Regions from separate parts of the Homo sapiens genome. Here region 1 is linked to region 2. Evidence: chromatin contacts called from ENCODE Hi-C or POLR2A ChIA-PET data. All regions are on one chromosome and are shown on one strand. The core of a region is the stretch at or near the end of the contact, and the rest is flanking DNA. Distances in the headings are between cores, read along the strand shown.

What was found. A loop is a pair of places that touch in the nucleus more often than their neighbours do. ChIA-PET counts read pairs that join two places held with the same protein, here RNA polymerase II (POLR2A). Pooled maps may share reads with other maps.
Region 1: a loop to region 2 is called in a map of PC-3, with 4 times the contacts of the local background. The contact joins the promoter of TLCD4 here to the enhancer-like site in region 2. A Hi-C loop is called at or near these places in 3 of 168 maps with a recorded cell type or tissue (CD4-positive, alpha-beta memory T cell, PC-3 and naive thymus-derived CD4-positive, alpha-beta T cell), 2 of 37 single-sample maps with no recorded cell type and 12 of 50 pooled maps. POLR2A ChIA-PET finds 5 or more read pairs at or near these places in 1 of 52 experiments (activated naive CD4-positive, alpha-beta T cell).

The regions. Positions count from the first base shown.
Region 1 is chr1:95,115,934-95,118,633 of GRCh38, reverse strand. TLCD4 (TLC domain containing 4) reads right to left here and starts at 1,279. Exons shown (of 7, transcript NM_152487.3): 1 at 1,017-1,279. TLCD4-RWDD3 (TLCD4-RWDD3 readthrough) reads right to left here and starts at 711. Exons shown (of 8, transcript NM_001199691.1): 1 at 543-711. RefSeq lists silencers at 789-838, 919-1,198, 1,126-1,272 and a cis regulatory region at 2,527-2,700.
Region 2 is chr1:94,853,296-94,855,995 of GRCh38, reverse strand. All of the region lies in intron 9 of SLC44A3 (solute carrier family 44 member 3), which reads right to left. Among named protein-coding and RNA genes, the nearest start is that of SLC44A3, 34 kb to the right of the region's middle. Within about 2 kb of position 1,400, at least 27 of the 41 ENCODE cell types and tissues checked have a DNase peak (open chromatin) inside an H3K27ac peak, as active enhancers do; they include PC-3, where a contact is called at or near this core.

The sequences.
Region 1 (2,700 bases), core at 30-2,529, 260 kb before region 2:
ATCCAAGGTCAATTTTTCTCAACTCCATTTATGACTGCGTAAAGATTTTATTAAATCTTTTTTCCTATTTCACACATCAATTCCTAGGGTCCACACAAACTCTTCCATCTTCTCCAAACTGGTATTTGGATTAAACATTATCCAAGATCAGTCTTTAAAGTAAATTTCATAATTTCATATAAAAGTGTGCACCACATTAACACTCAAATGTGTGTACAATTAAAAATATACAGACCAGCAACAGCGACTCTTAAATGAATTTAGACTCAAAGTGTTTTCACAGAGGTTTTTCTGCCGTCTTGGAGGGGTAGGAAACTGCTGGCATTACGAATCCCATTTCATGGCTGGGTAAACCGAGGCACTTAGGGGTTACAGAGGTAAAGATGGAAATAGAAACCAATTTCTCCCTCCGACTCTACGCCTGGTCCCTTCCCACTAGACTTTTCAGCACTCAGTGGCTAAAAATGGGACCCACTTGAGAACTGCAAGGGTAAATAAGAGCTACTTGTTTCAGAAGGTGGCGGCGGGGGAGGGGGACTTACCCACTTGATGCGCCCGATTGTGTGTGGGCTCTAACAAGAAAGCTCTCCCTGGATGCCCAAAGGTTTGCACCCACCCGCTTTAAGCTCAGACCCGAGAGGCACCGCCAGGCAGACAGGGCAGCCGGAATCGTGCAGCCCGAGAAACGCGAGAGGAATGCGGGGCGCCCGGGCGGCGCGGGGGCCGCGGGCCCCGGGACACCATTTGCTCCCGGAGCGACGCCGTGGCCCGCCGGGCGGGGACGATGCTGAGCCTTCCGCACACACCTGCCGGAGCCCGCCCGGGAGCCCCGGGCCGCCTCCCGCGCGCCGGACGCCCACCCAGCCTCCAGGCGCAGGAGCTCTCGGCCGCGCTAGGCCAGGGGCGGGAAGCCGCGGCACCCCTCTCCGCGGGCTGCGCTTGGCGGCTGGCGCGGGGGAGCCGCGGGGCGAGGCAAGCCCGCCTTCCTCCCCAACCCCCCCTCCAAACGGCGTCACCTGTGCCGGGTCCCGGGGCGAGTCGCGCGCGGGCGGCGGCTGCGCCGAGCCGGGAGAGGGCGGCGGGTGTCTACAGGAGTCTGCTCATCCGGGCCGGCCCGAGGGCTGGCGCTGGCCAGTGCCGCCCGGTGAGATGCTCACGGGAGCCAGGGAAGCCGCGGGTTCCGGGCCGCTTGGAGGTGCAGTCGCGGAGGCTCCAGCTACCGCGGCGGCCGTCGCGCCCGCCCGGACTGCGGGCTCGGGTTACCGCAGAGCTGCTCCTTAAAGGGGCCGCGGCCGCTCGGGCTCCGGCTCCCGCTCCGGGCGGCTCCGACCCTGGCCAAAGTGGGCGGGGCCCCGAGGCGGGCCGCCGAGCAGACCTTCTTGCCCTGGAACTTGGGTCCCGGAAAGAGCCCAAAAACCCTAACACCCGAAGTCGCAGCGGAGAGATCCTGGAAGCTCACACCTTGCCAAGGGCAGAGGGTGCAATTCCCGGGTTTTCCAAAGCAAGTCACAAAACTTGCCAGCGGGGGAACTGTGTGAGCCCGCCCCCGCAGCGGTCAGTACCTGGGCTAGCCACGTAACAAAAAATCTTCTTAAATTATGAATTTACATTCTGCCTTAAATGCTCAAATACTGGGGACTTCATGGTTAGATCATCAGAAAAGAGATGAAAAGGCAACTGCTGGTTTTTCTTGCCACGTCTGACACGGCCACACTCGAGTCCCGCCAGTTCTTCTTTGGGGCTGCAGGTGCATACCAAACTGGTAGGGGGCGCGTGTAGAAGAAGCGTGTTCTCTCCAGCACCACCTCCAGAATTCCTGAAAAACACCCTCATGGGTGCACCAGCACTACACCTACACCCGGAACCCCTCTGTTGTCGGGGTGTGGAAGTTGGATTTGAATATTTGGTGCTGGCTGAGAATTCCAAGTTGCCTAGTAGATAAAGTTTGACATTAAATAGATGTTCTGACCTGTTATATACAGCCCCAAAAGCCTCCAAGTGATCTGCATCAACCAGAGATAATTGTCTGAAACAAAACAAAATAACAAAGAGGTATACTCATGCATTATAATTCGCAGAGAGCAATCACAAGGCCTTTTCTTGAAAAGAGGTAAGTTCTAAATAAATAATTTGTAAACACTATCATTGATAACAGGATATTTATTTCTAAGAAATGTCAATAGAGCTAACATATTTGATCTACTATATACATGCGCAGAAAGACACACATATCTGCCGCAGATTTAGACCAGAAAATATATACACAAAAGCTCATATAAGCTGTCCATGTTTATTTTCAAGAGAGGGCAATAGAATTTAAATCAGAACCTGGAATTCTGTCAGTTTATTAGAGTTGTGTGCCTTTAGCTAACTGAACCTCACTGAGGCTCAATTTCTTCATCTTTAAAATGGTAATAATAATTCATAGTGACTCTGAAGACCTGGACTGATGTGGAAAAGACAAAATCTATACCACAGAACAGGGAGGGACAGAAACCTGCCCTGCAGTCAAGCAGAGAGAAAGATCTTTCAGGCCCCCAAATGCGTGTTCCCCTTTTTCTCCCCAAGACTCTCAGGATGTACCAGGGCTCCAGTGCTCTTTGAACCACACGGTGTCCCATCATAGTCCCTTCACAATATGTGCAGTACCTGACAACTTTGGTTTGCGCAATAGCTACCTTGTGCACTCACATAGCTATT
Region 2 (2,700 bases), core at 151-2,650:
AAATTCACTGGTAAATCCAAATCCCAGCTTTGTGGCTGCATATGATTTCTAGATCTTTTCCCACTATGGATTTTAAAACAACTACTACTGGGAAGAAGATGCATGCTCTGGTCTTTGGTGAAACCTATAGCTTGAAGAACATTTAGAGATTGTTTCATATTTCCTGCCATAGCTATAAATTGACTTTAGGCTCGTCATTCAGGAGTCCTTAGATATTCACAGTAGGGTCTGTGTGAAGGAAAGGGGAGGATATCCGTGCTGTAGATCAAAAACTGATTCCACTGACTAAGGCTGATCTTAATTCCCAAGCTCTATGTTCTGCTGAACAAGAATTACATTGTAAGAAACAGTGGAACAGCTTGATTTATAGAGAGGTTAATGTTTTATGAATGCTGGGCTCACTTTGGCTTGGAGGCAATCTCTGTTTTGGGTAAGGCATGGATAAATGCCTATGGTTTTCTAAGATGGGGTGATTCAGGGCATGCTTCAGGAAACATTCCCAATTCCAGAGGAGGTGGCCCCTCCCAAACAGAATGCCTGTTAGGTAGATGAGGTCAGTGGACTCTGAGAACCACTCTGGAATATGAGAAGTGCTCTGAGCCAGGGAAGAAGTACCTGCTCCTCCTACAAGGCCCAGCAGTATCAGCGACAGATTATGCTTTTGCAAAACTAGGTTTACAATATCACGAATAGTTTGCGGGCGGAGAATATTTCCACAGAACAGGAAGGATGATTTCTTCAGACAGACAAAGGTAAGTATGTCCTACAGGACCTGGACGCTAATGGGGGCCAGACTCTCCTCTCAGCTGCCCTGTGCTGTCAAGTGCACATATACGCACACCTCCCAACCTGGCACAGTCAGCGGTGGGAGCAGCTGAAGTGATGAGTCAAGATCCGCTTAGACATTATTTGGCATTCCCCCAAAGAATGGCATTTGGCACTCCCCAAAGAAGCAGAACCTGCAAGTTATTTTTGAGTGATCACTATTGTTTCTGAACATCCTTATCAAAGCCATCTTCTATTTGTTCCTGGGGCTGTTTAGGACTTTCCTTTAGGGCAGGGTTTCTCACCGACATTGTGGACCAGATCTTCGCTGGGGCTGGGGCTGGGGCTGGGGCTGTCCTGCGCACTGGAGGGTGTTAGCAACAAGCCTCGCCTCTCTACACAGATGCCAGGAAGCTCTCCCTCCCCTCCCACAGCCACGACAACCCAAAAATGTGTCCACACATTGCCAAATGCCATATCAGGGGCAAAAAGTCACCGGGGGGCGCGGGGGGCTTGAGAACCATTGGTTTAGACAAACGTTCAGGGGCGCTCTGGCTTCAGGGCGAAAGCCGGGAAACAGGTTGGATCTAGCTCGGAGTCTGCGGTTGCAGAGCCTGTGGGTGGGGTAGACGTGCTTAGGCACACATGACTGCCCTCTCCTGGATGGCTGTGTGAATGCAGGCAAGATCCCCTCATCACATGACAGTTGCTTTGTCTCTATGGACTGGGCACTACAGCTACTATCATGGGTAGCTAATGGGTGTTAATGGGAGGTAGACTATGGGTAGATCCCAAGATATGACAGATCTCAGGGGATGGTGGTGGGAAGAGCACTGAATTGTGAGAAGGCTTGGTTCCAGGCTCAGCTTTGAAATGTGTGACAAACAATGTGGGCCACAGCTCTCTGATGGTGAAGAAGAGAGTAGGCAAGATGAACTTGGGACAGTGATTACTGGCTTGGGCTTGAGAGTCACACAGGCTGAGAGTCACATCTCTGCACTGTCCCCTAAGCAACCTCCTGCAAATAGTGGGACTTTTTTTGAAATCTGCTTCATCACTTGAAATCGGAGAATGGTAATACCTACTTCTCACACCCTTGGTGATCTCGTCCTGTCTTGTGGCTTTTAGTGCAATACACATAGCTGTTATGAGTTAAGTATAATAAACAGGTAAGGCTCTTAGAATAGTAAGTGCAATAGGGTCAGCTACAGTGAGTGCCACACAGGGTTAGCTATAAATGAGATATAGGTAGATAGAATTCCAATTCTGAAATTAACTTAAACATTTATTGAGCATCTACTCCATGCTGGTATTATGCTGGACCTCAGCTATTAGGCGGAACAATAAATGAGGCAAAAAAAAAAAAAATCAGAGAGAGGATACCATCTGAGTTACTATCAGAAACTTACATGCTCCCATATTGGTCCATTTGTTTCCCCTTCTTCTGCCCAACTGTTTTATAAATTCCCCCTTCAACCTTCAAGAGCTTCCTTCCCATCCTCACTCTCAGCCCATGATCTTACCTCCTGTTTCACTGAGAAAACTGATGCAATCAGAAAACCTCTGCTAGTGCTGACCACCTCACACCTAACCTGCTATCAACACGGGTCCATAATCTGAGTCCTCTCCCAGAACATGATATTAATAAATGGCCCATGATCCTATGGCCACACTTCACCAGATCCCATTCTTTCTAACCTGTGTGAACATAACTCTTCAATAATTTTCACCCTCTTCATCAAAATCTTTCTCTCTATTGAATCATTCGCAACTATCTCCCATCTTTAAGAAAAATCTACTGTGGACTCTTTCCTCTTCCAGCTTCCTCTCCATTTCTGTTCCTTTTAACAGTGAAATTCCTCAAGATTGTCTATACTTACTCTTTCCAATTCTTTTCCTCCCACTTTCTCTTCACCTACTCCAATCATGATTATT